Linked DNA regions of Homo sapiens: regions 1, 2 and 4 are each linked to region 3. A link is a loop called in an ENCODE intact Hi-C map of the cell type or tissue named here. Cell type or tissue: dorsolateral prefrontal cortex. All regions are shown on one strand. Each heading gives the region's core, and the rest is flanking DNA. Links, peaks and the distances in the headings are about the cores only.

Region 1 (7,672 bases), core at 1,765-6,764, 71 kb after region 3:
ATAGATCTGAATACATCTACTGTTTCCTCAGTAGTTCATGCTTATGGAATTCTTATGGGACCTGTGGAGACAAACACAAATCAGAAAGGAATGTGGGAGCTCACTGTTTTGAAATTAAGCACCAAAAATACTCCATCAGGTGCCTTGCGTAAAATATTTGTATGTCTTATCAATGTCACCTTCAGTGTTATAGCCGGAGTATTTCTTAATTACATTATCTGATTTTCACTGTAGCCCTGGGAAGTGGGTCATTGCCCCCATTTGGCAGATAATGACACAGATACAGGAAAGGTGACATGCCCAAAGCATCAGTGCTAGATAGTGACTGAGCTAGAGCTGACACTCAGGCACCTGAATCTGTCACCAGAACCTGCACCCTGTAGACACAGTTATACCCTCTTTGAAGCTAAGCTGAAGTGAATAAGACCACGTGTTAGAATAGTCACAGTCACCCACTGCTTCTAATCAGATACATTTATGTTTCCTTTCTGGATTCTAAATCACCAGGGAATACTAAAAGTATAGAAATATCTAATATATACTTATAAAACCCTCCATTGGGGGAATCTGAATCCACTTGAGCAGGAATGGGAGACACCTGTGAAGCTATCACATGAGCGCTCTGAGAAGAGTGGATTGGTAGAACTAGTCCAGGCTTTGGAATTCACAAACCTGGGGTTGGATTTTGGGCTTGCTCATTCCTGACTCTGTGGCCTCTGGTAAGTTACCAAACCTCTCTGTTCTGAGTTTATTTTTCTGTGGAGTAAAAACAGTTTTCTCACAGGCTTGTAATGAATATCCAATGAGGTGACTTTTTGCAGTGAGTCAATTTTCACCATGAGGTACTTTTCATAATGCATGGCTCCCAGAAAGCACAGAGTCACAGGACACAAAAAGTAAACTTCAACAGGTAGTCTAGAGCAGGGGTCTCAAATCCCTGGGCCATGGACTGACAGGCGCCCGTGGTCTGTTAGGAACCGGGCCACACAGCAGAAGGTGAGTGGCGGGTAAAGGAGTACTACTGACTGAGCTCTGCCTCCTGTGAGATCAGCTGTGGCAGTAGATTCTCATAGGAGTGTGAACCCTATTGTGAACTGCACATGCGAGGGATCTAAGCTTGTATGCTCCTTATGAGAATGTAATGCCTGATGATCTGAGGTGGGACAGTTTTATCCTAAAACGATCCCCCTCCCACCACCCACCCACAATGTCCATAGAAAAATTGTCTTCCATGAAACTGGTCCCTGGTGCCAAATAGGTTTGAGACTACTGGTCTAGAGATTCCTGATTTCATTTTCACTTCTACATTGAGCCACAGAACTAAGTTATCCCTCTTGGGCCCAGTGTTAATAAATGCAGCTCAGAGAGGAGAGATAATGAATCCCTTCCATCCAAGTGCTTCTTCAACTCTTTGTGGTAATAAGTTTATAAATACTGTTATGAAAAAAATGCACAGAACTTTTCCCACAATGTCTGGGGGGACATGGGCTCCTACAAACCCTCCATGGTTCTTCAAAGGAAGCATAGGGACTCTTGCATGGGAGAAACATTAGTGGTAAAATAGGTCACTCGGCTCTTTCTCTCTTTCATGGAAATATACGCTATCTTTTCTTTTCCTTTTCTTTCTTGTTTTTTTTTTTAATGTTTTAAAGTTTTCCTTTTAGGAAAAACACTTTAACAAGCGCAGGGTGACTTGGCCCACTTTGATCTGTCACACCCTTGGGGGCATCTGCCTTTCCCATCCTGACACAGGGACTCAGCTCACTTGTCTAGTGACTGGGAGAGTATCAGGGCTGTCATCCTCTGCCAAAGCTCCCATAATCTGTTCAGATGCATGGCACGCTTTGATAACTTTTAACCTCTGTTATTTCATGTGTCCCACATAAGCGGTCATTAACTCTCATCACCAGAATGTCAGGAAGAGGGTGGTGCTTGCAGAACCTTCCTTGTAATATTGTGGGATGGGAAGACTGCTGTACAGGAGATCTATTCCACTGGGGAACAATGAGTCAATTTATTTGAAAAATTCTCACAAACAGAATCTGGTATAACTAAATAGCAGTCTGTAACACTAGACAAATGTTCATTTACTTCTGCCTTTGAGGCCAATATTAAAACTAAGAATTTTGTTTCACAACAACATGGGATATTTCACAGTTCTTGATTGTTCTCAGCTTCCCATTTGCCAAGATAGGTCAGAAGAGTCTTTTTTTTAAAACATTTCTCCCTCTGAGTTAAGACTGTAGAAAAGCCCCAGGGGCTTACATGTCCCAAGACATTGGAGAGAGTCCTGGGCCCAAGGCTACCATGGCCACTGCAGAAATCCATGAGTCCATTCAAAAGCAGGCTGGACACAAAATCTACACTAAAGGCTTCTGAGGTCTGGCTGTTTTCTGCTTAAACACTTTACAGTATCTTCAGAAACACAATGCTAGTCTCTTTTTTTTCCCTGCAGTGGACAAGAGGTGTAGGGGGAAGAAGATACTTTTTGGGTCACCAAGTGTGACTACAACAGCAAACAAACAAAACAAAACAACAAGACTCAACGTTACATATGTAGCAGCTTTTCGTATCACCTTATCAGGATGACTATTGACCACCTGGCAAGAGACTATTCCCTTTCTCTTGGGACTCTACGGAAATGTCCTGACCCATTTGAACCACTTCTCAAACTGGGGGGACAAGACACTGACAGAGTCTGTGATTGTCAAGGACCTGAGAAGATACTGTTTTCTGGAGAAATTATAGAAATATCTCCAATCACTTGGTATTTGATAGACTCCATTATTTGAGTTCTATTAATACATTTGTTTGGACTGCAGGAAGAGCTTATTCTTTCCATTCTCACCATGCCCCCATAGCATATTAATATTTATAATAATATTTTAAAGTGTCTTATACCTGTTTGTTTTATTTTTATTTTTTCATGTGGGCCACTAATACATAGAAAATTACTGCTAAATAAATGCTCTTTGGAAACGACAAATCACTAAAGTACTAAAAACAATGTTGTATTGTGGCAGGGATTGCAACTGCTGTGATTATTGCAGTATCTTATATTATACCTAATCCTTCTGTTAAGTTTCCATTTGACAGCTGAGCAAAAGAGGAAAGAATGAGTGATAGATATTGGATCTTCAGCAGAAACTGCACAATCTTGAGAATTGAAGGTTAGAAGCCAACAGACCTTGGTCCTAATGAAAGTGTCCTTGACAATGGCCCCATATCTCAGTTTCTCCACCCTGAGAAGATTAATGGCATAGCAGCTCTGACATGTTATGAGGGCAAGTTTGAAATATCTGTGGTTCTCCTTTCCTTAATACTTCTCTCATTTCCTTCCAGTTTCCATTGAGTGACAACCAAGGAAGGACCCTAAGAGACAGGGAGGACAGGGGTTGGGGTGGAGGTGACATTGCTTTTCCTTCTTTCATACTCTGATTTCTGCTTTACCCTTTCATTATCTTCTTTTCTCTGGTATTGCTCTCTTCTTTGTGCACCCCGTATGTCTCACAAGTACTTTCTCATGTTACCGGTATCACGCACAAACATTCTTATGTGGCCTCTTCCTCTACTCTACTGGAATACTTCTAACCATCATTTTATTTTATTTTCATACAAGAGGGCTTGGAATGTGGTGGTTTAAATAAGAATGAGAGGCTAGTACCGGAATTTACTGAGTGACTAGTTAAGTGTGTGTATTTATTTCCTAGGGAATGCCACAAACCAGAGGCTTAAAACAACAGACATTTATTCTCTCACAGATCTGGAGAGCAGAGTCCGAAATCAAAGTGTTGGCAGCACGGCACTTCCTCTGGAGGCTCTAGAGGAAAAGCCTTCCTTGTTTCTTCCAGCTTCATGTGGTTGTCAGCATTTCCTGCAGCTGCATCAATCCAGTCTCCCTAATCTCTCCAATCTCTGCCTCTGTCTTCACATGACCTTCTCCTCTACTCTCTGTGTCCATGTGTCAACAAGAACACTTGTCACTGGATGTATGGCCCACCCAGATAGATCAGGATAATCTCATTTTGAGATTCTTCCATCTGCAAGACCTTATTTTCCAAATAAGGTCACATTTCCAGGTTCTGACATGTGGACAAGTGTTTGTGTGGGGCTACTACTCCCAACCCAAAGCAATGTGTATTTACAATTCACAAAATCTGTTAGGTAGGCAATAGAAACTCCAGTTTACAGATGAGAAAACTAAGGTCCAGGATGGTTAAGTAACTTGGTAGGAAGTAGTGAAACCCAGAATTCAAGTTTAGGTCAATGTGACATCAAAGTTTACTAAACTATATCTAAAAAATATACCAGTTCTCTCACCATTAATCTTCTTTGTGGAATCCAAAGGTAGACACAAAACTACCCCGAAAAAAGGGAGATGTTAATATATCTAGTAAATACAAAGTATTCTCTAACTTAATACATTTTCTTTCACTTTCTGCTACAATGGACTTTCCAGATATAGCTTCATATATTAAAAAGAAAAAGCCAAAATCTTAATTTACCAAAAAGTCTCTATTAAAAGTAAAAATGGCATGAAAGTAGGTATTAAATTTCTGACATAGGATCGGGAGAAAAAAAGGTAACTGTGACTCTTCGTTATTGTACATTAAAAACACTGACGTCCATGACCTCAGATGTATTCTCTGCTGAATGGAATTTGGAAATCAAAGGACTTCAGCCAACCGGCTCAATTTTTCTGTATTAAAGGAGGACACACTGGCAGTTTTTCAGCAAACAATCCAATATTTCCACTGACCTTCTGAACATTTCCACATGGATATCCTGACATCACTTCAAATTCAACTCCAGCATCGTTTTTCTTCCAACATTGCTATTTCTACCTCTTTCTGTTCCTGTCATCATGTTCCCATTTACCAAGTTAAAAATTCTTTGCCTCATGGGATTTTGTTGCTCATTTCTACCTGCATTTCTTTATTCCCCAAATGTTTTGAATATTTCTTCTGGGCCAAACACCATGCTGGGCACTGGAGATAAAAATCTCCAAAAACACAGACATAATAGTGCCCTTCTGGGAGTTGATAGTCTAGAAAGGAAAACTGACACTGAGCACACAATGACAAATTTGAATCTTGATATAAAAGGGAAAGCAAAGGTTGCAAATAGGAGAACGTTGTTGGAGAATCAAATTCATTTCTTTCTCCTCTGCCCTGCTCTTTTTTAAGTCCTTATCATACCTGACCTTTTTTTTTTTAAACTAAGGATCATCCCAAAACCTCTATTCTATTCATGTGTAAATTTATTTGGCTATGGATTCTATTCTTTTTAAAAAAAATTATTTCCACAGGTTTATGGGGAACAGGTGGTTCTTGGTTACATGAGTAAGTTCTTTAGTGGTGATTTGTGAGATTTTGGCGCACTCATCATTCAAGCAGTATACACTGAGCCCAATTTGTAGTCTTTTATCCGTCACCCCCTTCCCACCCTTTCCCCAAGAGTCCCCAAAGTCCATTGTATCATTATTATGCTTTTGCATCCTCATAGTTTAGCTTCTACTTATGAGTGAGAACATACAATGTTTGGTTTTCCATTCCTGAGTTACTTCACTTAGAATAATACTGACTTCCCGAGGTAAGCGCTCTGTCTTTAGTCCAACCTCCTGTGATCCATCCTCCAGGCTACTCTGTCCTGAAACTTCCCATGCTTCCCCTAATCATATGTTACTCTCCTCTGACAAGCTTTCAATGACACCCTTTTGCTTACAGACTCTAATCTTTTATGTGGCATTTAAGACTTTTCTTTATGTGAACTCAATCCCTTTCAATCCTGAATAGAGATTTTAAGGAAGTTGGGGAAGAGGCTTAGAGTTCTCCCTTATATTGGGGGCTTGGTATTTCTCTATAGCAAGCCCTATTAGCCCCACGAAACTTTTGCAACAGTCAACCTGCCCACTCATTAATCTAGCCTAAGATATCTGACTCATCCCAAATCCTGAACATTTATTCAAATTATTGTCCCAAGTATGCCCCCTTTCCTCTTCCCTATCTCTCAAAATGCTATCCCTGCTTCAAAGACCATTACTCTAAAACCTCCCTGACCCCAAGGTCTTTATCTCTTTTCCCTGAAATCAACACATTCACTGTCACACCTTTGGGTAAGGGAGTTCAGCTGGCTTCTAGGATGTTATTCTACTGTGTATGCAACTATGCCATATCTCCCCAGTGAGAATGTGGGCTTCTGAAGAAGGACTAGTACGGTAGCCAGTGTTTCTTTGCCACCTGCACCTTCCAATGAGTAAGCAGCCAATATTTTATATAATCATAGAGCTTTAGAGCTTTAGAGCTGGGGCCTGAGCATAACGAAGCCAGCAAAGTAAAGGATATGCAGCTGGTTAGTGGTATGAGTCAGACCAGAATCTCTTGCTAATGGACAATGCTCTTTTTGACTAATGAATGAATGAATGCAACAAATAAATGAATACAATGAGAAAAAAAGTTTTATTCTTACTGAGCTACTTCAGGCAGTGTTAAGCCTTTTCTAAACCATTGTATTGCTCTACAGATGTTGTGGTTTCTACAGGCACATGGCAATAACCATAGGTATTCAATTTGAGTTCTGTTACCCATCTTGACATCACTGCTGCAGCTGTTGACTCCTCCCACCCACCGCCTACCTCCCATTCACACTCTGATTTATTCTTGGCTGTAAGTAGGGAACTTGAATTCAAAGCTGTCAGTTCAATTTTCCATGCCTGAGATTTGTGGTGTAGAAACATGGGGAGACACAAACCCACACTCTATCTATGTGTGAGGTAGGATATTGTGTGAGATAACAAAGGCAGTCGGAAGATGATCGCCTGATATCTCTTGCCTTTGAGACAGCTAGGGTTGGTTGCAATATTTTACTGGACTTATGAGCTGTCAGTCAGGAACACAGAGGTGGGACAGGGGCACCCCAGGAAATCAAAGCAAATTCAATTATTATCTATCTGCTGACAATGGCAAAACCATTTCATTCCTCAGCTCTTCACAGAATGGGTTGGGGGAATGAAGGCTGTGGAGAAATTAAAAGCGTGAACATTTTTAATGAGTGCAATTATTGAATCATCAGTCACACAGTCCATCTGTTTCAGAGCATTCCATTGACTGGTGAAATTCTAAAATACTGCATTGCATTTTCACATTCATGTAATCACATAAATGTTTTTTAAGGAACAGCTAATGATATTCATATATCCTGCTTATCCCTTCTATAACTCAGCATTCTCCTTTTGTCTGTTTCATTTTATTAGTCACTAATTTCACATTCTGACATCAACTTGGTGGGAATTTGTTGGCAACTGCATGAGTAAGAGGCTGCCCAGTGACATTAAATAGTGTGTTATGGAATATTCATTTGTAGAAATAAACTAATGCAAAATTTATCTCAAAGGTCCTGTTTAGCCTGGAGTTTTGAGAGCAAAATGAACTTGGTTTCAGGGCAAAGAGAGAGAACTCATTTTTAAAGTCTTTTTCCAGAGATGACTAAGCTACTGAGGAGAGAGGTGAAGTAATGACAGTGTGTCAGTGAGAAAACTGGGTTTGCTGGGGATGGCTCAGATGCCTTTGCAAATTAGAGCTTTGGGAGAGGAAGGATGAAGATGGAATTTGGGGGAAAACAACTATAACCAAGGAATGGTATGCGGAAAAACTGTAAGACTGCAGTGGTTCAG
Region 2 (7,672 bases), core at 1,400-6,399, 140 kb after region 3:
ATCCCTTGACATAGAAAAATGAATTTATAGCACAAACACATCAGTTCAAGACTAGCCTCAGAATTCTTTTTCGCATTAATCAAAACTTTACAGAAGAGATAAACAGTGATTTTTACCATTCACCTGTTTGCACAGAGAGACAGAAGCCAGAAATCTGACTGGTAAGATATTCTTACCATTTTGCCAGCATGCCAGGTTTCTGGGTTCTCTTTCCCTGAGCGGCCCTAGTGACTCAGCTGGCCACACTATTGTGCTGGGGGCCAATCCGCATCATAAAGGAAAATTACCTTTTTTTTCATTCTGGCCAAAGCAAAATACATGTGATAAAACATAGACATTAGCCACTCTGCTTAGCACCCAATATCAAACGGGCAAGGCTTAAATCTGCCCTCAGATGGGCCCCTTCATCTTTATTCCAACCTCCAACTAGGAGTTTCAACACGTGGTCTCTGGGCAAGATGGTCACCCTGAGTAATAGAAAAGATGAGAAAGGGAAAGGAGAGAGAGAAAGCATTGCCTATGGCCGGGTGGGGAAGGCGAAATGACCAGGGAGGCCACAGAAAGACTCACCCATTGCAGCGACACTGAAAAGTTCAAGCGGCTGCTTCTCGGTAGCAAAGGGATCTTTTCCAGCAGTCTCATCAGCTCTCATTTCCATTTTAGGGAGGAAAAAGCTCCCCATGTCCCGTGATCCTATACACGCCTAATCCTATCACCCATAGCGGTTAGCAAAGGGCGCAAGGCAGATTATTCCAAAGAGAATAAGCAGTTGACATCCTGTAGGGCCAAACCTGTTCTTAGCTGAAAGGGACTTTACTGAGAGCCCTCATTTTTAAATGTACTTCAATGCATTGTTGTTCATTCAGAACATTCCACTGTAAGTTATCTTTAGTAAGATTTTATAAGATTCTGTAAGACTTCGCTGCCTCCCAGGCCTAAAGTATAAGCCAGAAGGAGCTCAGTTTTCTAGAAATTAAGGATCCCATTTTTTACCTAAAATATTGGCTTTACTCTCAGGTTCTCTTGATTAACTTAGCCAATGATTTTTTTCCTACCTAAGCGGGCAAGAAAAATGAAACAAAAGGGTAGAACACAAAAATCCCTGTGCATTTTATAACCCCTGCAATATTACTGCTTTCCACCAGTTCCTTTCTGGCCCAGTCAGATGTAAGAGGCCTCTAACTGGATCCGAGCCAGTTAATTCCTGGATCAAATCCCTTCCCAGACCCAGTGCAGTTTCTATCGTGACTCCAAACCCAGTTTGGATCAGAAATTTGCTCAAAGAAACTTGGGGAGCTCAAAACACAAATCCATGGAGCTCCAAAATCCAAGGGGGAGCTTACCCACAAGTCCCAGCTGCTCTGAGAGATCAATGGACATAAGTGAGTCCTGCAGGTACGTTGCGTGTTCACTCAGTGCTCCTGGGTGACGCTGGAAGCTCCACTTCGGATCTCGCTTCTGACACCATCTGATAAAAGAAAAACTTCAGCTGAATTAAATTTAAAGGAGTTTAATTGAGCAACGAACAATTCGTGATTCGGGAAGCCCTCAGAATCAGAGCAAATTCACAGAGACTCCAGGAGTGCCTCGTGGTCAGGACAAATTTATAGACAAAAAGGAGGTAAAGTGACATACAGGGATCAAAAGTGAGGTAGAGAAACAGTGAAATTGGTTACAGCTCGTCGTTTGCCTTATTTGAATGTATTTTGAACACTCAGCAGTCTATGAGTGGTTGAAGTATGGCTGCTGGGATTGGCCAACACTCAGCTATTGTTACAGGTGCATACTATTGAGTTAGGTTTTCAATTTTATCTGACTCTTAAGCTAGGTTACAGTTCATCCACAAGGCCTCAGATATAGAAGTACAGAGTCCTTCTCAGGCCATAGTTAGTTTGCTTTAACAACTTACACCAGTCAGGGGCTCTCGGGCCTTTGGCCACAGACTAAAGGCTGCACTATAGGCTTCTCTACTTTCGAGGTTTTGAGGTTTGGGGACTCGAACTGGCTTCCTTGCTCCTCAGCTTGCAGACAGCCTATTGTGGGAATTCACCTTGTGATCGTGTGAATCAATACTCCTTAATAAACTCCCCTTCATATATACATCTATCCTGTTAGTCCTGTCTCTCTGGAGAACCCTGACTAATACAGTACCCAAAAATACATTAAATTTCTCTTCTAAATATTTCAACATTCACGGAAAGAACTGAGAGTAAGCTGATAGTTAAAAAAAAAATGCAAAATTTAGGAAAGTTTAAACATTTAGTAGCTACTTGGCAAAATAGACATATAATAAGAGTAGGTACCGAAAAACCAATGTTGATATCTTATCGTAATATTTGACTTGTTCGTCATAAATATTTAGCCTGTTTAGTCACATTTAATAACCATAAAATGTAATTACACAGTAGTTACTAATGTCATTTTGAGTTTATTTCAAACCACCCAGATTTACTCTACTCTGCATAAATCCTAAATCACAACAGAGCTCTTAGAATAATCAATATTTAATTAAGTTATAATTACTCACAGTAACTGCCTTTGAAATGCAAATTAAATGCCTCTGTGTGACATTTTAAGAGGTTATCACTTTTCTTATTAGGTCACTATATAATAGATTTATTGCCATAATTTATTCTTATTTCTGGTGAGAGTATTTGTATTCTCAGAAGATGTATAAATTTGTAGAACATTAGGAAAAACAAGACACTAACAACTTGTTGTATCATCTTCTAAAACCATAATTTAGAAGACAGATAATTTTTTTTTAAACTTAGCAATTCTGATCTTGCTCACAGGGATATGTGACTGGTTGCTTGCTGCTCAAACTTCCCACAGGCTCAAAGGAATACCCCCTCCATCCCATTTACAACAAACACCCTGGTATGCTGCAAAAAACAGAGTAGTCCAAGTGTGAATAGATTACACTGATCCAGTTCAGTTGCTGCTCTCCACTTGCAGCTTCCACCCCTTTCAGAGCTATAGAAACTTTTTTAGGTCTCAGGGTGCCATTGGGCATAGTTGCTTCAGTGAACTAGATGGTACTCTGCTGATTAGAAAGCATTTATCAAGAGTGCGGAGGTGCAAGACTGACAAGTAAGAGGTAGCTTCAGCTAGTAGAATGGAAATGCCTTCTAATTAGATTGTGAATTTCTGTGAGGGATGGTGATATAGTTCAGATATTTGTCCCCTCCAAATCTCATGTTGAAATGTGATCCTCATTGTTGGAGGTGGGGCCTAGGGGAAGGTGTTTGGGTCATGGGGGTAGATCCCTCATGAATGGTTTGGTGCCCTCCCTGCAGTAATGAGTGAGTTCTGGCTCTATTACATTATAGGAGATCTGGTTGTTAAAAAGAGCCTGGGACCTCCCTCCCACCTCTTCTCTCTCTTACTTGCTGTCTTGCCATGTGACATGCTGGCTCCCCCTTCGCCTTCCACTATGATTGAAAACTTCCAGATGCTGGCACCATGCTTCTTGTACAGCCTACAGAACTGTGAGCTAAATAAACCTCTTTTTAAAATAAATTATTGAATCTCAGGTACTCCTTTATGGCAGGGCAAACTGGACTAATACAGATGGTAATTCGTCTCATATCTCTGGTATCCCCCATGGTGCGTAGATCTGCAGCTGGCCTGCTATAAGCACTCATCTATTGCTTAATTTGCTACGCAATGGGAAATGCAATACCTTTTTACAAGAAGGTCCCTTACATCCAACACAAACGACTTCAACATCAGAGTTAAGCCATACTTAAGGAAGCAAAACTCACGGATGCATTGAAAATCAAGAGATCCCAAGGAAATGCTATAGTTTTCAGTAGGGAGAACCATCTCCCCCAATTCATTAGAAAGTGAATTCCAGTAAGGACAGCAACTGATTATAGGTTCAGGAGAGACTCCGTTTGTGAAGATGCCCTCTGCTGACATAAATGTGCAATGGTATATGACTACTGACACTTTGCTCCAGTGTTACAGACACAAGAGGGAGAGCTGGGGACTGTAGTAACCAGGAAAATGCACACTACATCTATGGGGAACAACTGTTACTAACGCCAGCCAACTGTTTGCATGCCATCTTCTAATTTTGCAAAAAATTATGGAAATCCAGATTTTTATGAAAAATCTGATCATATGGCAACAATTTGAATTTTTAAGAACATTGTATGAGCTAACACTGTACAAGCAATGCAAAATGCAACACTGGATACTATCTGGCTTAGCAACCTCTGTTCTGTCTTGTCTGACACATCCCCTTTACTACATTCCAAGAGCTTCTCAACAGATCTCCAAGCCCCTTACTGCTGCACATCCATTATTTCTTTCTACCACTTCTGGGTCTAATCACATCATTAATTGGTTTAAATTCCTTCAGTATTTCCCTGCCGTTCAAAATAAAGTCAAATTATTTGGTGAACCCCATTAGTTTCCATCTACAGCCTTAACTCTTACAATCCCAAGGACCCTGACCTCCAAACAATTCACAGTTTCCCATGTATGCCATATGTTTTGCACACATATGGGATAGTATGTGCTATTCTATCAGTGAAGTATCTCCCAGCTTTTGTTTTCTTCACCTGGCAAAATTCTACTCAGTTTCTTGCTCCCACCATCCATGACTTCTCCTCCATGAAGATTTCCCTACTTCTTCCCATGGTTTATCCTTTTTCTGTGTTCTATAGCTTCTTTATCATTTACTACATCAAATTGTAAATATGTATTATATTTATGTGTCTCTTCCTATGAGAATGAATTCTTTGAGAGCAAACGATTCTCATCATCTTTGTATTCTCAGTGCCCAACAGGGTATTTATTACTACTTTACGAATAAATAGAGAAATCTAACATTGACACCTTGATATTTCATTGGCAAAGCACAAATCTTGTAAAATATGAACTGTATTTTGGGGGTATGCATTAGAGATGTATGTGTTCATGGGGAAATATCTTACCCATGTTCTCAGCATGGATATGCTGTTCACATGCCAATCTCATCAATAAGCCACAGTGTGTGTGTGTGCGTGTGTGTGTCTGTACTCTCCTGAAAATCAAGGTCAATCCTCCCTCCTATACTAACTTTTGGCAAAAGTACTTTGCCATATTTTGAAAGGAATTATGTAGTGGGTGGTTATTTGTGGTACACAACTACAATATGAGTTGAGTATAGCCACATGTCACTTGAGTTCCATTCTGTCCTAGGTCCATCACCAAGAGTCTAAGACTAACCCAGGCATTGTAGCTTCCATTTCTAGAGCTAATAATAGTCCAATAGATGACAGCACATTTCCCACTAGCAAGGAGGGTCTGAACAATTCTTATTTATAATTTTCAAGCTGCGCTCTTCATGGCCTTTGAATTCTGTGAAGTTTTACAGAGGGATGAGTGGGCAGGGTTTGGGGTATCCCCATCTCCTGTATCAAGTGGAGAAGAACCATGTTTGTTTATTTCACATGTTGAATTTCCCATGAAAGTTTGAATTTTAAAAAAGAGTTTGCTGTTTTTAAAATGTTTGAAAACCAAAAGCCTAGGTTTCACTTAAAATGCCCAAGTGCCTACAAGTGAATAATAGTAATAGCCAACACTTAAGAGATACTTACTATGTGCTAGGCTCTGTTCTAAGAACTTTACTTGTGTTCATTCATTATATTCTCATAGTAACACCACGACATAGGTACAATTATTATTCTCACTTTTCTGATGTGAAAATTGGGGCATGAAGAGGTTAGAAAACTTATTTAAATTTACACACAGTTAGTAGCGGGCAAAATTGAGATTCAAAGTTGGGCATACTAGTTCCAGAATTCATGCTTTAAACCACTCTACTACACTACCTAGAGAGCATCAAAGGTAACCCCCTGCCAGCTTCAGAATAGGTTTGGCTTCTGGAAATCTCTCCAGTAATGTTGCATTACTCTCCTTGATGGACAAGACTTTCAACTAAAAATAAAAACCATATCTTCCCAGAAATTTAAAAAATGCATCATGAGCCATATCCCTCAGATCAAATATCTTGGAATTAACAAGTTTGTATAGAACTTGAATTTATCCCCACACCATTTAGACTTAAAGGTTTACCATAAGATGAGGATAGCATGTTGCCTGTGCTATGCAACAAACTGGCTCTGACCCTTTAAGGGAACCCAAATACTCAAGTGTCACACACTAATCAATGAATAGTGACAAGCTGGAGATACCCTAAGTCACTCATGGCAAGCCCCCTAGATCTTCCTTGCTTATATCTCACCTGCTGCCTCTCAAACCCTGTCTCTACTCTACTGTGAACTCTTGGCTCTAAAATCTCGATTACATTTTGCAACAGGACCTGTGGTTTGATATTGCTTACTGGCTTGCCAGAAGCTGATGGGCTCAGATTTGGCTTGCTTCTCTGGCTCTTTTCAGCCAAGGACTGTCTCATGTTGGAATCCAGCTTTAGTCTCTGTCCTTTGGAATACAATTATTAACACCAGGCAGCATGCTGATCTAGGATGCTCAGGCCCCTCTCCTCTAGGGCTGCATTCAGATGTTGCTCTCCTTATTTTAGGCCAAATGGTAGCTTACTCCAGCTCACATGCTGGAGCTCTCAGCATTTGCCATAATCACAGCTGGGCCATTTATAACAGGATGGAGCATGTGAGTAATGACAAAGTAAAACTGAACGAGTCTTTTCGAAACCTAAAAAAAATGAGTAAGAAGGTTGTAAAGAAAACCAAGGAAGGTTATTGGATTGCCCCATGCCCAACCTAAAACAACCATACAGAGGTTTTGAATAGGGGTTTCAAAACCATAGAGCAGAGAGAATTAAAAACCCAAAATACATGGTATGTTGTGGGAAAGCCCCTTAATGTTGCAGAGTGAGGAACTGGAGAGACTCCTCCCTCAGATATTAATACAGTTAGATCATGCCTAATTGGTATTATGTTATCTCAGGAATTACATGCACTCAACTGAGAAAAACATTACTCCTAAGTTGTCAGGCTTTTAACATTTTTAATACAGTAGTAACTGGTATCCTTGATGAATGTATATAAAGAATAATATAATATCAGAGTCTTACTTGTACATCATTTTTCCCAATAGTCAATGAGTTAGAACATGCTGTCTACAAGGCCAGGCGCGGTGGCTGATATCTGTAATCCCAGCACTTTGGGAAGCTGAGGTGGGCGGATCACCTGAGGTTGGGAGTTCAAGACCACCCTGACCAACATGGAGAAAGCCCATCTCTACTAAAAATACAAAATTAGGTGGGTGTGGTGGTGCATGCCTGTAATCCCAGCTACTCAGGAAGCTGAGGCAGGAGAATTGCTTGAAGCCGGGAGGTGGAGGTTGCAGTGAGCTGGGATTGCACCATTGAACTCCAGTCTGGGCAACAAGAGTGAAACCATCTCAAAAAAAACAAAAAAACAAAAAAACACCATGCTGTCTACAATGTTCTTTCCAGTAATAGTAATTCATATTTTTCTTCTTCCAATAGTACTTTAGGTAACCTCAGAAATTTTATTTGAATTAAATTTTTAAAAATTCAAATATCTACGATTCACCTGGCTACTACTAATCCTCAACTCTTCTGCCAGAAGAAAGGAAGAATGATAGAAAATGGCCTGGCTGGATCTTATTGAATATGCAATTCCAAGAATTTGTAACTCTATTTCCTAGCCCTAAAAGTTACTGGACTTGATGA
Region 3 (7,672 bases), core at 1,745-6,744:
GTCTCAAAAAACAGGAGTACCTAGGTTTCATTGGCTTTGTGTTGTATCTTAACGCACTGCCACGGAGCTTGGGGGGAAATGCTCCTAGAGAATGATGATTGTGATGCTGTTCCTTTGAGTTGCTTCACACAGAAATGTTTTGAAATCTGAAATTCTACTTTGCCATTTTCACGAGTTATTTAAAGCATTCCTTCTGCACACTTGAGAACGATGAAGATTTGAGGGTGCCAAGAACTAGCTTTAGGCTGACTGGGAGTGAATTCTTGTTTTGGAGTCCACGTATCTTCCTACCAACATCACATTCTCTTGAGGAATGCTAAGAAACAATGTGGATTTTAGAGATTTTTCACATTGCCTTTTTATTTTCTTAAAGATCATGTTTGATTTCATTTTTCTTTCATTTTGCAAAATTTTTTTTAATTTTCTGCATTTGAATTCTCTGGAATTAATGAAAACTTCACCCCCCTACTGCCTCCCCACCACCCCCTCGCACACACACACACTCTGTATTGTTGGGTTTGCTATGACAATAGAGAAGAAGGTAAGATCTCCTCCAGCCAGTAAGCTGAGAGGCTGGCAATTGTTACCAAAATCAGAAAATATTTCTAGCTAGGTATATGTCTCCATGAAAATCTCTCTGTTTGTATTGCCCCTCTCATGGTCGCTCCTAACATGATCCCTTTATCTGTGTACATAAGAATTATTTTTAGATGGATCTCCTTCTGTTTACACAGTATCCTTTGCTGTCTACCTTCTTTATCTAGCTAATAGCAGATGTTTACCTACTTGCAAGGAATATTTCTCTAAGGAAATATTAGGGATGGGAAAAGAATCCCTGTCTCTTTAGCCCTGAATACTCAGGACTTTTTCTTTTTTTGATATGTACCATGGCATATACATTTTAATTAATCCCAAACTGCATTCGAAGAGGGGTTTACATGTCACCAATTATTTTGAATGAGGGTTTTTCTCTCCCATTTGAATGTTAAATCATCATCTGTGTTTCAACATCTGTGGAAAATGCAGCTATAATTATTGTAAATAATATATTTTCCTAAGTATGAATTTGAAATGTGGTCAGTTTTGTTGACTGTTTTCTTTGCTTTCCTTTTTTCTCCAGCAGCTCAAAAACATCAATTGTCTTACTGTGGGTGTTTTCTGAAGTACAGTCACAAAGAAAGATTGTGAAAATGACAATGTTGTGCTTTATATTTTTTATCTTGTGTTGACTTCCATATCAAAACTGCTAAGTTGGGAAGACAAAGGATGCCTCCCAACTGCAGGCAACACAAAGCTCTTTTGTATTCTGACTCTTCTCTTCCTCTTACATCAACATCAATAAGTATTTTGTGGGAGAGACTGAAATGTCAGTCTTTCCGGGGAGCAATCAAGTCCAGTTTATTCTTTGCTCCGTAATTAAAGCCTGTTTCTGTGAGAAAAGTAAACCAATACCCCAGCAGCCGAAGATAAACTACGGTGCTATTTTTAATCTACAGCGAACCTTTCAACAGTATGAACCCTTTGAGACTTGCTACAGTTTTGCATTCTTGAGCCAATAGAAAAAGATTCAGGGAAGACAATAGTGGGTAGTCTAAAGGTATTAAAATTGTGTGTCTTATTTTAAACACTTGTGTTGAAACAAATAGCATTACAAAGGAGCTGGAAGAAAGTGGAGGATTTAATGAATGTGCTGCAATCCTTTAAAATGCGGATGCAGTTCTTCTTTCTTTCCCCAAGGAAGTGCCAAGCCCAATCCCAATGCCTGACTTTGCTACAGATTTGAAAATATAAAAAATGAATTATTAGGCAGAAAGGGAGAAGAGCTTAGCATTGGTTATTAATTGGCACTTCTCTTCAAGTCCCACTGTAAGGGGTCCCCTAGAGCTAGCTCCCTCCTCAGCTCCCATCTGACTGCCATGCTGTGCTGCTGGGCCACCCTTGTCCTCAGAACCTCTTCCCCTGCGTCTCAGCCTCCTCTTCCTGTTTTTGTCCCCTAGCTCCTTTCTCGAGAAAAGAGAACAATCGCAACACCACAATAATCTCATCAATTCAGAAAAGCAAACTTTCAGTTTCCAATACCAGGTAGGGTAAGAGATTCCTCCATTCAAGCCCTCTCTTCTATTATTTGATTATTCGTATAACACAAGGTACACTAAAAAGATTTCCTAAACCAAATACGGGCTTTTCCCAAAGATAATGTTGAGTCAAACCTATAAAGTTTTTAAACAATAGTATTTTGAACAGGTAATTCCTTTATCCTCAGGTTTTGGGTCCCCAAAAGTACCTTCTCATTATAAGTTGCTCTGCTCTTACACAGAAAATGTATTTATACTATGTGAAGATTTGTAAAGGATTTCCCAGGAGAAACACCACCCACAGCCCTTGTTTAATGTATCAATCCTCTTTTCCAGCACTATCCGATCAGTATAGAATGCAAGCCAGAAATGTGACCCACGAATAAAATTTAAAATTTTCTCCTGGCCACATTAAAAAAAGTAAAAGGAAAGAAGTGAAATTGATTTTAATATTTTTATTTAATCTAATATAGACTCCAAATTATCATTTTAACATGTACTAAATATTAAAACACTATTCATGATATTTTTTTCTTTTTTATATAGAAGCTTTGAAATGCATGCATATTGTGCACTTACAGCATATCTCAATTCTTTTTTTTTTGATACAGAGTCTCGCTCTGTCACCCCAGGCTGGAGTGCAGTGGTGCCATCTCTGCTCACTGCAAGCTCCACATCCGGGAATCACGCCATTCTCCTGCCTCAGCCTCCTGAGTAGCTGGGACTACAGGCGCCCACCACCACACCTGGCTAATTTTTGGTTTTCTTTTTTTTTGTATTTTTAGTACAGATGGGGTTTCACCATGTTAGCCAGGATGGTCTCGATCTCCTGACCTCGTGATCCGCCCACCTCGGCCTCCCAAAGTGCTGGGATTACAGGCTTGAGCCACCGCGCCCGGTCACAGCACATTTCATTTCTGATCAGCTACATTTCAGTTGCTCAATAGCCACGCAAGGTGGCTGCTGCACTGAACAGCACAGCTCTACACTTAATGACATGTCAGTATTTCCTTCATACCAATTGAGAGACTGAATACTCAGATGGACAATGCCAGGCCATATATGACAATAAACTCCAATCCACATAAGAAGCCCAGCAAGCTAAACCCACACCCTCCACAGCAACTGGTCCAGAAAGGTCAAGACTTGGTCAATAACTGACAGTTTCTATCTCTCTGTCTCCAACTCCCTCCTTCCAACTCAGGCCCAATCAGAGGAAGTCCGGTACGCTCCCTAATCAATCACATGAGATGTCCTTATTCTAGTTAGTGTCTTGGCTTCACATGTTAACAAACTCCAATCAGAGTGCACCTGGGGCCTTCCCTTTACTATACAGCTTTCCCACTCCCCTGCCTGCCTGTCAATCTTTTGTCAAACACAAATGCTGGCAGCTGACAGCATGCTGTAGCAAGCTCTAAATAAATAGCCTTTGCTTGCTATCATTTGGGTGGTCTCAGGCTATTTCCACAGGACTGGAGCATCATTCAATTATGTGGACTTTCTCCCTTAAATTTGAGAACCCAGGTCTTTGCTATTAATGCTGTGATGAACATATACATGCATGTATCTTTATAGGAGGAGAGTGTATATTCCTTTGAGTAGATACCCAGTAATGGGGTTGCTGAGTCAAATGGTAGCTCTGTTTTAAGTTCTTCGTGAAAACACCAAACTACTTTCCCCAATGGCTAACCTAATTTACATTCCCAACAGCAGCATCTAAACATTCCCCTTTTTCCCCACAACCTCGCCAGCATCTGTTATTTTCTGACTTTTTAATAACAGCCATTCTGGCTGGTGTGAGATAGTATCTCACTGCTGTTTTGATTTGCATTTCTCTAATGATTAATAATGTGAGCTCCATGCAGAGGGTGCTCTTCACCAAGGCAGTGTGGGAGTAGAGCAGCTGCATTTTCCTGGAAGCACACACACTGAGGCTTTTTCAATAAATCACTTTCAGGTAGGGGCAGACAGATGTTCATCAAGATGAAGGCAGAATGTGGCATGCTGCTAGTAGGGACCTGAGAAAATGGCCCTTCCTCACCTCTGCTCAGAGGACAAATGCTTTCCAACATGGAGAGAAAAACAGAGTTTGATATTCCTGGTTTTTCACAATCCACTTCCCAGTCTGTCACCTGGGCCTGAAGAGACATTTTAAAGCCCTCTGATCACACTGGCTGGTGGCTGAGGTTTTTAGGAGGAGCAGGCCACATGTCTGCCCACCACGTGGGATTAGCACTTCATTTTTGGCTAAAACTAAAGTGGGGAGAAAGCCCAAAGAAAGGCCACTTCTGTGGCTGAACAAACAGTGGAGTAATATGTATAAATGTTACAAAGAAAATCTGCAGAATGTTTGCAAGCCCAACAGTGTAAATGTTATTTTTAAGACTCAAAAGAAATTTAATCAAGGCAAATAGAAAAAGATGTTTTTCAGAATTAAGTAAAAATGTGTCCATTTCTTGCTAAAAATTTTTGAGAAAATTTTTCCCAAATAATGACTCTCGGCTTAGAATTCTGACCCGTTAAAACTGATTTAAAATTACAATGAAGAGGCCAAGACAGAAGCCTTTGAGTACTAAAGTTGCCATTCAGTGGAAAGACTTGTTTAGAAAAAAGTAAAATGAAATCCATTTTCATAGCTAAGCTAAGAAAATCATGAGGCTTTCTAGAAAAAGCACATCTGATTATTTGCAAGGCATTTAGGATCTGAGTGTTCAGGGTTCCCTGTTGCTGTATTTTCCACATTATAGCCACACGTTGGCATAGGGAACCTTGGGGATTTGAAAGAGCCTAAATCCGTTTCCACAGTTCATCACCCCCCACTCCTGCAATAACTAGTTATCTGGCATTCTCCCACCCAATCTGTTTCAAAATTTTATATGAAATGCACTATTTCTCAGATTCTATTAAAAAAAATTCCCTCTGACTATAGCTCTGCTTTGAGATATTATTACACAGTGAGACTGTGCCATTCCTGCCTTCTAACAGATTTACAATGCAAATATCATCCAAAGAGGAAAATTACATCACCTTACTATGAAGATGAGCTTTAGTTCATCAATCACTGATTGAGAAACTTAGCCAAATATGAATATAAATGTCCTATCTCTGTTGGACAGGACACAGAGCAGTGGTTTTGATTTGGTCATAACTTCCATTGCCCGTAAGCCTTGATGTCTGCTATCTTGCCTGTGCAGCAACGGTCTTATCTAGGATGTGAATTTCATTGGAAAGCAGGCTGTCTTCCAAAGTGAAGGGGTGAGAAAGAAAAACCAGACTCAGAGGACTAACGGCATTTTCATTCGTGAACAGTTCAGATTAACTCATAAACAACAGAAACATTTTCACAGCCAGACAATGGCACTCTGTCCGCTGTCAATATTTCTCATGTTTTGGAAGAAGCCTGACCAACCAGGATGACCTCTTGCCATAGCAGTGTGGCTATTCAGGCTAGTTCCAGGACGCAGTGCTTGTCCCAATGTAATTACATATGCTGCTTGACATTAGGGAGCCACTGGAGAAGTTTATTAAAAGTAATTTCCGGCTGGCCACAGTGGCTCACACCTGTAACCCCAGCACTTTGGGAGGCCGAGGCAGGAGGATCATGAGGTCAGGAGTTTGAGACCAGCCTGGCCAACATAGTGAAACCCCATCTCTACTAAAAAAATACAAAAAAAATTAGCTGGGCATGGTGGCAGACACCTGTAATCCCAGCTACTTGGGAGGCTGAGGCAGGAGAATCACTTGAACCCAGGAAACCGAGGTTGCAGTGAGCCGAGATCACGCCATTGCACTCTAGCCTGGGCGACAGTGTGAGACTCCATCTCAAAAAAAAAAAAAAAAAGAAAAGTAATTTCCACCTTTTTCTGTTTTAGACTTTCGGTGTCTGTTGTTGATATTTATTGAGATAGAAACACCATTTGCCTGGCATAGTGGCTTATGCATGTGATCCTGGCAATTTGGGAGGCTGAGGCAGGAGGATCACCTGAGGTCAGGAGTTCGAGAACAGCCTGGCCAACATGGTGACACCCCATCTCTACTAAAAATACAGAAATTAGCTGGACGTAGTGGCCTGTGCCTGTAATCCCAGCTACTCAGGAGGCTAAGGCAAGAGAATCACTTGAACCAGGGAGGCAGGTTGCAGTGAGCCAAGATCACGCCACTGCACTCCTGCCTGGGCAACAGAGGGGGACTCAGTCTCAAAAAAAAAGAAGGAAAAAGAGAAAAAAAAAGAAGCACTGTCACAAAGTAACAAAGAGATAAGAGATTAAGGGAAGTCCTTCCCTACTTCCATATATACACATAATGGAAGAGGTCCTAGCTGTGCCTTCTCCCATGTGGCCCTGTAGTGAGGAGCCATAGGCAAACTTCCCTATCTCTCCCCTCACTCCTTGCCATTGCCCATTGCCTCCTTTCTAACCAGAATCATCCATGGAAGGTGGACAGTCTAAGTGCCTCCAGAACCATATAGTGTGATTTGAAAGCTTCCAGAGATTAAGGCTATTATGGTGTCCATTTGGTGTCATATTTAGGTGTTCCATTACCATTGCTGATGACCTCAGTGGCATTCAATCAGCCATTGGTGATGTGTCACTCTAGACTTCAGGGATTTGTCTTCAAATGTCTTGCATGGTAAGTCCTCTGATAACATACCCATCTTTCCTACTAGATTATAAGTAGCTAAGTATGTGTGTATATATTCTTAGCTGGTCTTTTATTCTGAGTCATTTTTATGTATTGACTCAAATTAATTCTCACTAATTATTACCTATTTGTAATAAGTACTATGGCTATTTCATTTTACAGATGAAGAAACTGAGGCACAGAGTGATTAAGAAAGTTGCCCAAGATTTCACAGCCAGTAGGTGGCCAAGCCAAATTTCAAACCCAGCAGTTTGGCCCCAGATTTGAAGCTCTTCACCACTCATATACAATATTGCTTCCTGAGAGAAGCATTTTCCTACGTTTTCCTTATCTGTTTGTTTCTAGCATCTAGTACAAGTCCTGGAATGTAAGAACCTTAAATAAATGCTTGTCGAATGGGGGATGACTTGAAGGCAGAGTCTGTATGCAATATTCATCACGCGGGGTATAGATGCTCAGCTGACATGATCCTTGAGGTGTACTAAGTGAGACATCCTCTCACAGGCTGATCCTGGCATCGTCTCTTTTATTCCAATCTGGGCTCCTCTTTCTTAGCAGTCTAGTCCTTCCTGAGATTATCAATAAAGCAAAGGTGATAACAGCATTGCGATCCTATCTCTACCTTCTAATCTTTTCCTCACTCATACTAACTTATCTCTTCCAGTCCCTCTTTCTGTTTCAAAATGAAATGTGAAACCTCTATGTATTAAACAATGAAACAAGAAAAACCCACAATCAGCTCTCCATACTAAATTATACAGCAAAGGGGCTGATTTAGGAAAGTCTTCCTTGAGTAGGTTAGTTTAACTTTACTCTGATCCAATCTTCAGGAATGTCATTGGCTAAAGAAGTCATTTTAGTCATGGTGCAATCTTATTCCAGACCTAATCCCCACCCAGTGGGATAAGTCAGTTCCTTTTGCCTCATAACATTCTTACTTCATCAAACTAAAATAT
Region 4 (7,672 bases), core at 1,678-6,677, 200 kb before region 3:
GTAACTTATGACTCACGTAACTGGAACGTCCAGGTAGACTTCAGAAGGGTTAATGCTATCACTGAAGTCCCAACTTTCTCTCACTTCTCTCTCCCTTCCATAAGTTGTGCACCTTCCTAAGAGTGTCTGCTCTTAAGATGACTGCTAGCAGCTTCCTAGAAGTATATTTATTTATTTTTAATAGTCCTCACAGTGTGCCAGGTGCTGTTTTCAGTGATTAATAAGTATTAATTATTATTAATACCACAAACAAATGCCACAGGTAAGAATTATTATTATCCCTATTTTGCATATGATATTAATAACACTGAGGACCAGAGAAATTAAATAATTTGCTAAGATCATACAGAGTAATCATGATTTAAACGCAGGTACTTTTTGTCTTCAAAGTTCCTGCTCCTAACCACTATACTTCCTCATTTAATACAACAGAGATAAAGCTTCTTTATTATTAAATACCAAAAAATAAAGCAGAAAAAGCCTTCCCAAAAGAACCAAGCAAATATCTCTTTGCACTTTATTGCCCTGGTTAGATTAACTGCTCATTCCAGTCACCTTGCAGCGAGTGGTAGCAATGTTAGGATTGACTTAAATGTATTAGGACTAAATTCTGGAGCGGAGTGATGTGAAAATCTTACGGTGAGTAGAACAGGGTAGATATCCAAGAATAATTATTGATACTGTTATCATAGGTATGAGTGAGGATTTATTCGGTAGATAAACAAGAGCAAATGGACACCGAGACAAGTAAACCTCAAAAGATATTTTAAGACCAGCTAAATGTCAAATTTTCTGTGACTTCAAAGAATAAATGTAATCCTAGATCAGTTCACTAGGAAATGCACATTTTAGTTTGTGTACAACAGCTCTTGAATAATTTCATAACCCTGATTAGAGGAAGTCTATCTACATGGTAGCTAAAATTCATTGATTATTGACTACACTGGCTATATAGACCAAGGGACTTACTTGATTGAACTTTAGAATTGGAATTGTTATATAACTCTCCTATAATTGAGCTTGTAGAAATAACTGGTCCTTGGTTTAAGAAAATTCAAAGGGTATATTTGCTAATCTTTGGTCTGTAATAATATGGTGGGTAAACATTTGAATAAAACTAGCGGCTACCTAGTTGTAGTTTGAGAAAACTGAAGAGGAGTAGATTATTGAGTAACTAAATCAACATAAATCAGCAATTAAAAAAAAAAAGATGATGTCCCAACCAATTTCTGGACTTCTGCCTGCAAATTGGCTCCTCTGCACACAATCTAGAATGTATCCAAACCTCCAAAATGCTTAACTGAAAAGATAAGGGATCTGGATTAGAAAATAGCTGACCTGTGCTGAAAACCAGATGCCTGCAACTCAGCTGCAATTTCTGGGATAAATAAATAATGGACAAAAACAACGTTTTAGAAACTCTGGTGTCAGTGAGCTAATGGACAGCTCCAGACAAAGACTGGAGAAGAAAAGCATTGTTATTTGAGGATGGTAATAGAAGTAATTATCTTTGTGCCAGAAAAAAATAGCACATAAAGGCTATGATGAGTCTATACAATCAGTCAACAAAAGACATTTTCTAGAATTATTTGACCTAATTACAACAGAGAATTTGCTCGCTGTTTTTGTAAATATCTTAGGGATGTAGCACTCACCACACAATGATCTGATATCATTAATAGGTTGTGCAGTGTAAATCCCAGAGCCAAAAACAGCCTAGGGACTCTGGACAAAGAACAAACAAAGCACTGGGAATGAAATGAGCAAATCAGGCACACGGAATTATAACACATTGGAGGGAATAGAAATAAAAAGAAAATCTGAGGCTCTGACTTTGCAAAACTAAAATACAATAAAACAAATGCAGAACCAAAGGTGAGTAATGAGTGAAAGGACCTTCTAACTCTAAATTCAGTTTAGATCATCAGCTTCGTCATTCAATTATCTCTGGTTTATTTAGCATCTATGCAGATACAAAAAGAAAAAAAGGATAGAAGCATCTTGATAAAAAGTAATTAGCAAGAGATATTATTACTGATCCTACAGCGTTATTTTAAATTAATCAACAGTCTTTTTAAGAGTCTAGATATTTGGGAGTACATAACTACTTTTAAGATATGACTTATGGCAAGGACAACTATTCCAAACATATTTTAATCCATGTGCTTACCAGAATCTTCTGGTAAGCACTCCCTTATTCTGGCAATCATAAATGTCTGTTTTCTCTGATACTGTTCTTGGGTTGCTGAGTGTTACCTGATAAAATCATATTACCATTTAAGTCAATTTTCCCCCAAAATTTGTAATTTTGATATTTAACCTGTTCTTTAGTGATGTTTAACAATTATTTACATACTTCTCTTTTCCAATCCCAACCTTTTACTGCTTAAATTTTACTACCCTCCATAAGGTCTGTTTTATTGATCATTTTCTGTATTTTCACCCTTCTGCATGATGAATTAGCCTCTTACTTCCCAGGCATAAACCCCCCCTAATACTCCTTTATATGCCTTTTATCCATAGCCATAGTTTTCCTTGTTGTTTGTCCTCCTTTCTATTTTAGAAGAGGTAGGAGAGCGGTGGAAATCCTTTTTGCTGTCCAAGTTTTATCCCTCAATTATGCTCTGGAATATAATATTCTCTTTAGTCTCCATGAAACATTACTCGGCGAACTATCCTTTATTTATTTTTTCTTTTTCCCTACCTTATCCTTCCTCTTTTTCTTATGCTCAAATGTCCTCTTTGTAAAACCATGAGATTTTTCCTCCATAGCAAGCCACCATCCTCTTTCTTTTCTCCTCTTCATAGCTAGATTTTGTCTTTATCTAAAGTAGGATTTCTCAGTCTTGGCACTATTGACATTTTGGGCCAGATAATGTTCTGCTGTGGGAGCTGTCTTATGTCTTGTATAATGTTTAGCAGCATGTGTAGTCTCTGCCTACTAGATGTTAGTAGCACTTCCCCAGTTGTGACAATCCAAAATGCCTCTAGATATTGCCAAATGTTCCCCGGAGGGCAAAACCATTCCTGGTTGAGAACCACCGTCTCCATTTGTTTACATCCCAATTGCTATTCAGTTCAGTGCAATACAACTGCTCTGGACAACTCTGTGCAAACTGCTTAATTACAGAGCACTAATATTCTAATGGCTAAATCCAGTGGTCTAGTTTCAGTCTCGCCTTTTTGACAATTAACTTTGTCAGTGGTTTCCTCTCTTTGAAATCCCATTCTTCAATGGCTTACAAGGACTGCTCTTCAAGTCCTTCTTTAGTCTCTTTTGCTGATTCTTCTTCTTCTACCCTATACCTAAACCCCACATGCTTATGCTTATCTCTCCTTAAGGCCTATGTCTACCTTCATGACTCTAACTAATCAACTACAAATAGGCCAGTGACTCCACAAACTTAACTCCACCCGAGACTGCTTTTCTGAATTCCAGACACACGTTTATAACTATGAAGAAACTTGTTTCTAGTTGATATCTCAAATGTACTTCAAAACTCAACATGTCCAACTGGAGCTCTCATATACATATTCTAAAAATCAAACAGTTTCATGTTCACTATCTCTGCTTACTAAAACAGCATCCATCAGTCAGCAGTCAGCTAAGCTAACACTTTATAGTCAGTATAAACTCCTCCTAATTCTGAATTTCTAGATTTGTCAGTCACCAAGTCCCTTGAACACTAGCTCTAAAATCTCAGCTGTTCTTTCCATTTCATTTTTGTGGACATTGCCCCAGTTCAAACAATATTCCACTTTTACCTAGACTCATGCCTGTAAAGTTTCTCATTCAACCTATTCGTTGTCCGTTATTTTTCTAAACTACATATCTGGTTTGCCCACATCCATGCTCATAATGCTTTTGGTGGTTCTCATTGTTTAAAACTGTGTTTCCCAAACTATGATACTAATAACTTTTGGTGACGCAGAATATGATTTTGGTGATGTGTACTTTTTTTAATTTAAAAAGTTTTGCATATAATTTATATTAGGAAAAAATATAGCTAGCACATCAAATCTTTGATTTCACAGACATATTGCTGAGAATGAGCAATATGTTATTGCTCAAGTATAAACAGTCCAATTAAAAGTACTCTAAGAAAAAATATCAAGTACGTAAATAATAGTTTATAATGGTGACAAAATTTGTGTCAGTGGTATATAGATGTTTGAAGTTTGGTAGCTGTCAGCCTTCTAGATAAAATCTAAAGTCCTTAGTAGGTCATAAAGTTGTTCTCATAATCTCATCAAACCTCTACATAGTAACTTATCCCATAGTTCCCCAATAACCACTTGATATTCAAGCCAGCCAAGAAGTTCTTTTGTTACTGAACATGGTATGTAACTTCCTGACTTTCTGTCTTTGTTCTTACTGTTTTCTCTGCCTGGAATGGTACTGTGGCACTTCCAGTGGATTGCTTCTCTCCATGTCTGTTCCAAAATTTTTCCAATGTGGCTTCTTGTGTGGCTAGTCTAGAGGATTTCCCAGACTCCCTTGCACGTGAAGGTCTGGATCTGTCTGGCTCAAGACCGGCTAATCAGAAACACATGGCTGAGATTTATTAGTCAGAAAACGATTCTTATAAGGCTGATCTTCTGTTGCTTCTGCCCTTTCTGTAGCAAGTACAGCCATGGAGATGTTTGGTTTTCTAAGGAAGCAGGATACAGGATAGCCCAGGAGTTGACCCGCAAGGCAGAATTCAGGCATTTGTGGGAGATTTATTGTAGCAGATTATAGCAGAGGTGGACTGGTCCCAGAGGCAAGAGATGGTGGGGGATTTCACTCTTTGGCTTCTGGATCAGCTTTTAGATTCTTAATGGTGACAGAGATATTTGCTATTCTGTTGGCCAGTTCCATAGTATTATTCCGGAAGCTGATTCTGGAAATTCAGCCTTAAGCCTATTCCTTTAAGCTCTCCAAGGTTTCTGTGAACACCTAATTCCTTATGTTGAATGGATTCCTGCTTAAACTAGCTAGAGAACTTTGATCATCTGATGCTGAATGCTGACTAAAAAAGGTTTTTGCTTCTACTCTTTCCAATTTGATTTTTATTCCACTTTTTTGCACTTTTAATAATGAATGTCTTATTACTTTGATAAATAACAAATTTTTTGCATGTGTTATTTGTAAATATTCACACATATATATTGGGTAAATATAAATATGTATGTATATATGATGTATACATCAGCATATTCAGAAACAAAATAAATGTTCTTGCAGAAGAACCCAAAAATTTTCACAGTAAAAAAGGCCAAATGCCTGTGTTTCTCCCACCATGTCCTGCACCAAAATTGCAACTTGATTTTTCTTTTTTCTTTTCTTCTTCTTCTTCTTTTTTTTTGATCTCTGCTGCAACCCTATAACAGAGTTCTAGTTATTTAAAATCCATAATTCATTTAGTCAGTGGCAGGTCTGTTATCTCCAATATACTACCAAAATGTTGATGAGAATTTTCACCCTTTCAAAATAAATAAGTTGCCTAAGAATCTAAAACCCCAGATGACAGTCCCTGTCCCCCTCCCAAATTAAAGAGGAGCCCTTATTGCCACAGTGTGATGATATTTGCATCCAGAGTGAGCAGAGACTGAATTTCTATCTTTCTTGGCACATTGTGCTACTTATTTCAAAGTCTTTAAAGGGAGATGTTCTTATTTATTTATGTTAGGTTTTCAGCACAGTTCCACCAGGCACTGCCTGTTTGAGTTCTTCCTGTTTCTTGATGTTCTAATTCACTGCGAGCAGAGATGCGTTTCTAGCAGCATGCAGGTTGAAAGGCTGACATCAGCGTGGATGCTGCTACTAATCAGGCTCCCTGGTTTGGTCCAGCATTTTAATTTATTTAATTTATTTATGTATATGTTTGTTTATGTTTTCCCCTGCTTAAAAGTCAACTATGGCCGTGTCTATCTATCTCCACAACTTAATAAATAAAGACACAAGGAACAAATGCCTCTCTGTACACATACAGTAGACAACTCTTTTGACTGCATTCCCCCCTGCCCAGAGTCTTCTTTATTGTTTGGGATTCATTTAGGCATCTTATTACTCTAAGGCAAATAAACTATAATATTAGTAGCTAACATTAATTGAATATTTAATAAGTTCTAAATGAATTACATGCAAAAATCATTTAATTCTCACAAAAGTCCTATGAGTTAGATCCTAATTTCACAGTTGAAGAAACTGAGACTTAAGAAAGCTAAATAAAGTTTCAAATGAATATAAAAGAATCCCAGGTGCATATCTATGAAAGACATTGCTATTTCTTGGGCTACATCACTCTGGGGGTAAACTAGTCCCCTCACAGCCTCAGAAAAACAATTTATCTCTAATTTTGATGATATTCTTGGAATTGCAGGCACTTCAGACTCAAGCGAAGCACTAACCACCAGTTCTCCTGTGCTCATTGTCCTCTGGGATACCAGATGGTCTTTCCATTTCATTTCTCTCTTGCTTCTCTGCCTAAAATGCTTGCTGTTATTTCTTTCTAGCCTCTGTTGCAGAGTCTGGGTACTCTGTCTAGGAGTATCTCTGCTGGCAGTAGTCTGTGTTAGAACTTGAGAACTGAGAAGTAAAATCCCTGAGTAGTACCAGTTTAGAACCAGGGGTATAAAGCGAGTACCAGTGGTATCAGAACCAGTGGTATAAAGCGGGTCAAACCCAAATGGAAAATCTAGTGGATGACTAAAAGATGGAATCCAAACTGATGTATGATTGGTAGGATCAAAACTAGCAAAAAAAAAAAAAAATTAGCTGGAGGAACTGCAGTGAAAGACCATGGAATCAAAACCAGGTTGTGGAAAAACTCCTCTATCTCTAATGCCCTATGCAAGTGCTCATTTCCCAGCCAGAAGAACCTCAGTGTCAACTCAAATGATGTCCACAGACAACCAGTTTAAAACAGAAAAAAGCTGCTTATGCTTCTCTTTTTGATGGAGTGGTGCCTGATACATAGTAGACCTCAATAAATACTGTTTGGGAAAAAGTGCATGCATCCTGGGATGGAAATGCTTATTGATTAAAATCAAAGGTTGTTAAGTCAGACCAACGCTGTGGATTGCCCAAAACAGGCTCCCTTGATTTTCAACCATACTGAGTTTTGAGTTGTTTCTTCTGTCTTTTGGACACTTGATTGCTATTTATGGCTGGCTAGAAAAGATTTATTGGTTTAGAAGGAGAAGATATGCACACCTCCACACACACAAACACGTAGGGCTTCCCCAGACGTCAAATAACTCTAATGAAGGTTTGATGAGTTAAGGGTAAGTGAATCAGAAATTTATTGATTCAATTTCCTCTGTAATACACAAGGGTTTAAAGATTCAGAGAAGAGCTCAATTTGAAGATATCGGGTTTAAAATATCAAAAGCAAAACTTTGCCAAACCATAGTAGAATGATTTTCTCCCAGGCTAAGCTGAGAATGTCTATAAAATGCATGGACAATACATTTATTTTAAGTCTGGTTTAATAGAAAAATGGTTGAACCTGGGTTACTAACCCTGGGCTTCAGTACCTGCTTTCATAAAATGAATGATAAAAGTAATAATAGCTAATATTTATTCAGGACATAGTATGGGTCTGGCACTATTCTAAGTGCTTTACATAGATTTCCGCATTGAATTATCACAACAGTCCTATGGAGTAGGTACTACTATTATCAACAT

Evidence for each region. Peaks named below come from ENCODE experiments on the same cell type or tissue, not always from the same donor. Only the 100,000 strongest peaks of a DNase experiment are listed, where the experiment ranks them.
Region 1: a loop joins it to region 3, with 5 times the contacts of the local background. A loop is called at or near these places in 4 of 110 quality-filtered maps.
Region 2: it touches region 3 in a loop (9-fold over the local background); 8 of 110 quality-filtered maps call a loop at or near these places.
Region 4: it touches region 3 in a loop (4-fold over the local background); 3 of 110 quality-filtered maps call a loop at or near these places.

The regions. Positions count from the first base shown.
Region 1 is chr9:7,906,801-7,914,472 of GRCh38, reverse strand. No RefSeq gene overlaps it. Among named protein-coding and RNA genes, the nearest start is that of DMAC1, 110 kb to the right of the region's middle. In dorsolateral prefrontal cortex, for the core only: no CTCF peak of the experiment used is centred there; DNase peaks (open chromatin) are centred at 3,804 and 6,618; H3K27ac peaks cover 4,555 bases.
Region 2 is chr9:7,840,732-7,848,403 of GRCh38, reverse strand. No RefSeq gene overlaps it. Among named protein-coding and RNA genes, the nearest start is that of DMAC1, 45 kb to the right of the region's middle. In dorsolateral prefrontal cortex, for the core only: a CTCF peak has its summit at 3,932; no DNase peak of the experiment used is centred there.
Region 3 is chr9:7,977,398-7,985,069 of GRCh38, reverse strand. No RefSeq gene overlaps it. Among named protein-coding and RNA genes, the nearest start is that of DMAC1, 180 kb to the right of the region's middle. In dorsolateral prefrontal cortex, for the core only: a CTCF peak has its summit at 3,959; no DNase peak of the experiment used is centred there; H3K4me3 peaks cover 295 bases; H3K27ac peaks cover 2,748 bases.
Region 4 is chr9:8,173,538-8,181,209 of GRCh38, reverse strand. No RefSeq gene overlaps it. Among named protein-coding and RNA genes, the nearest start is that of DMAC1, 380 kb to the right of the region's middle. In dorsolateral prefrontal cortex, for the core only: no CTCF peak of the experiment used is centred there; no DNase peak of the experiment used is centred there; H3K4me3 peaks cover 293 bases; H3K27ac peaks cover 1,522 bases.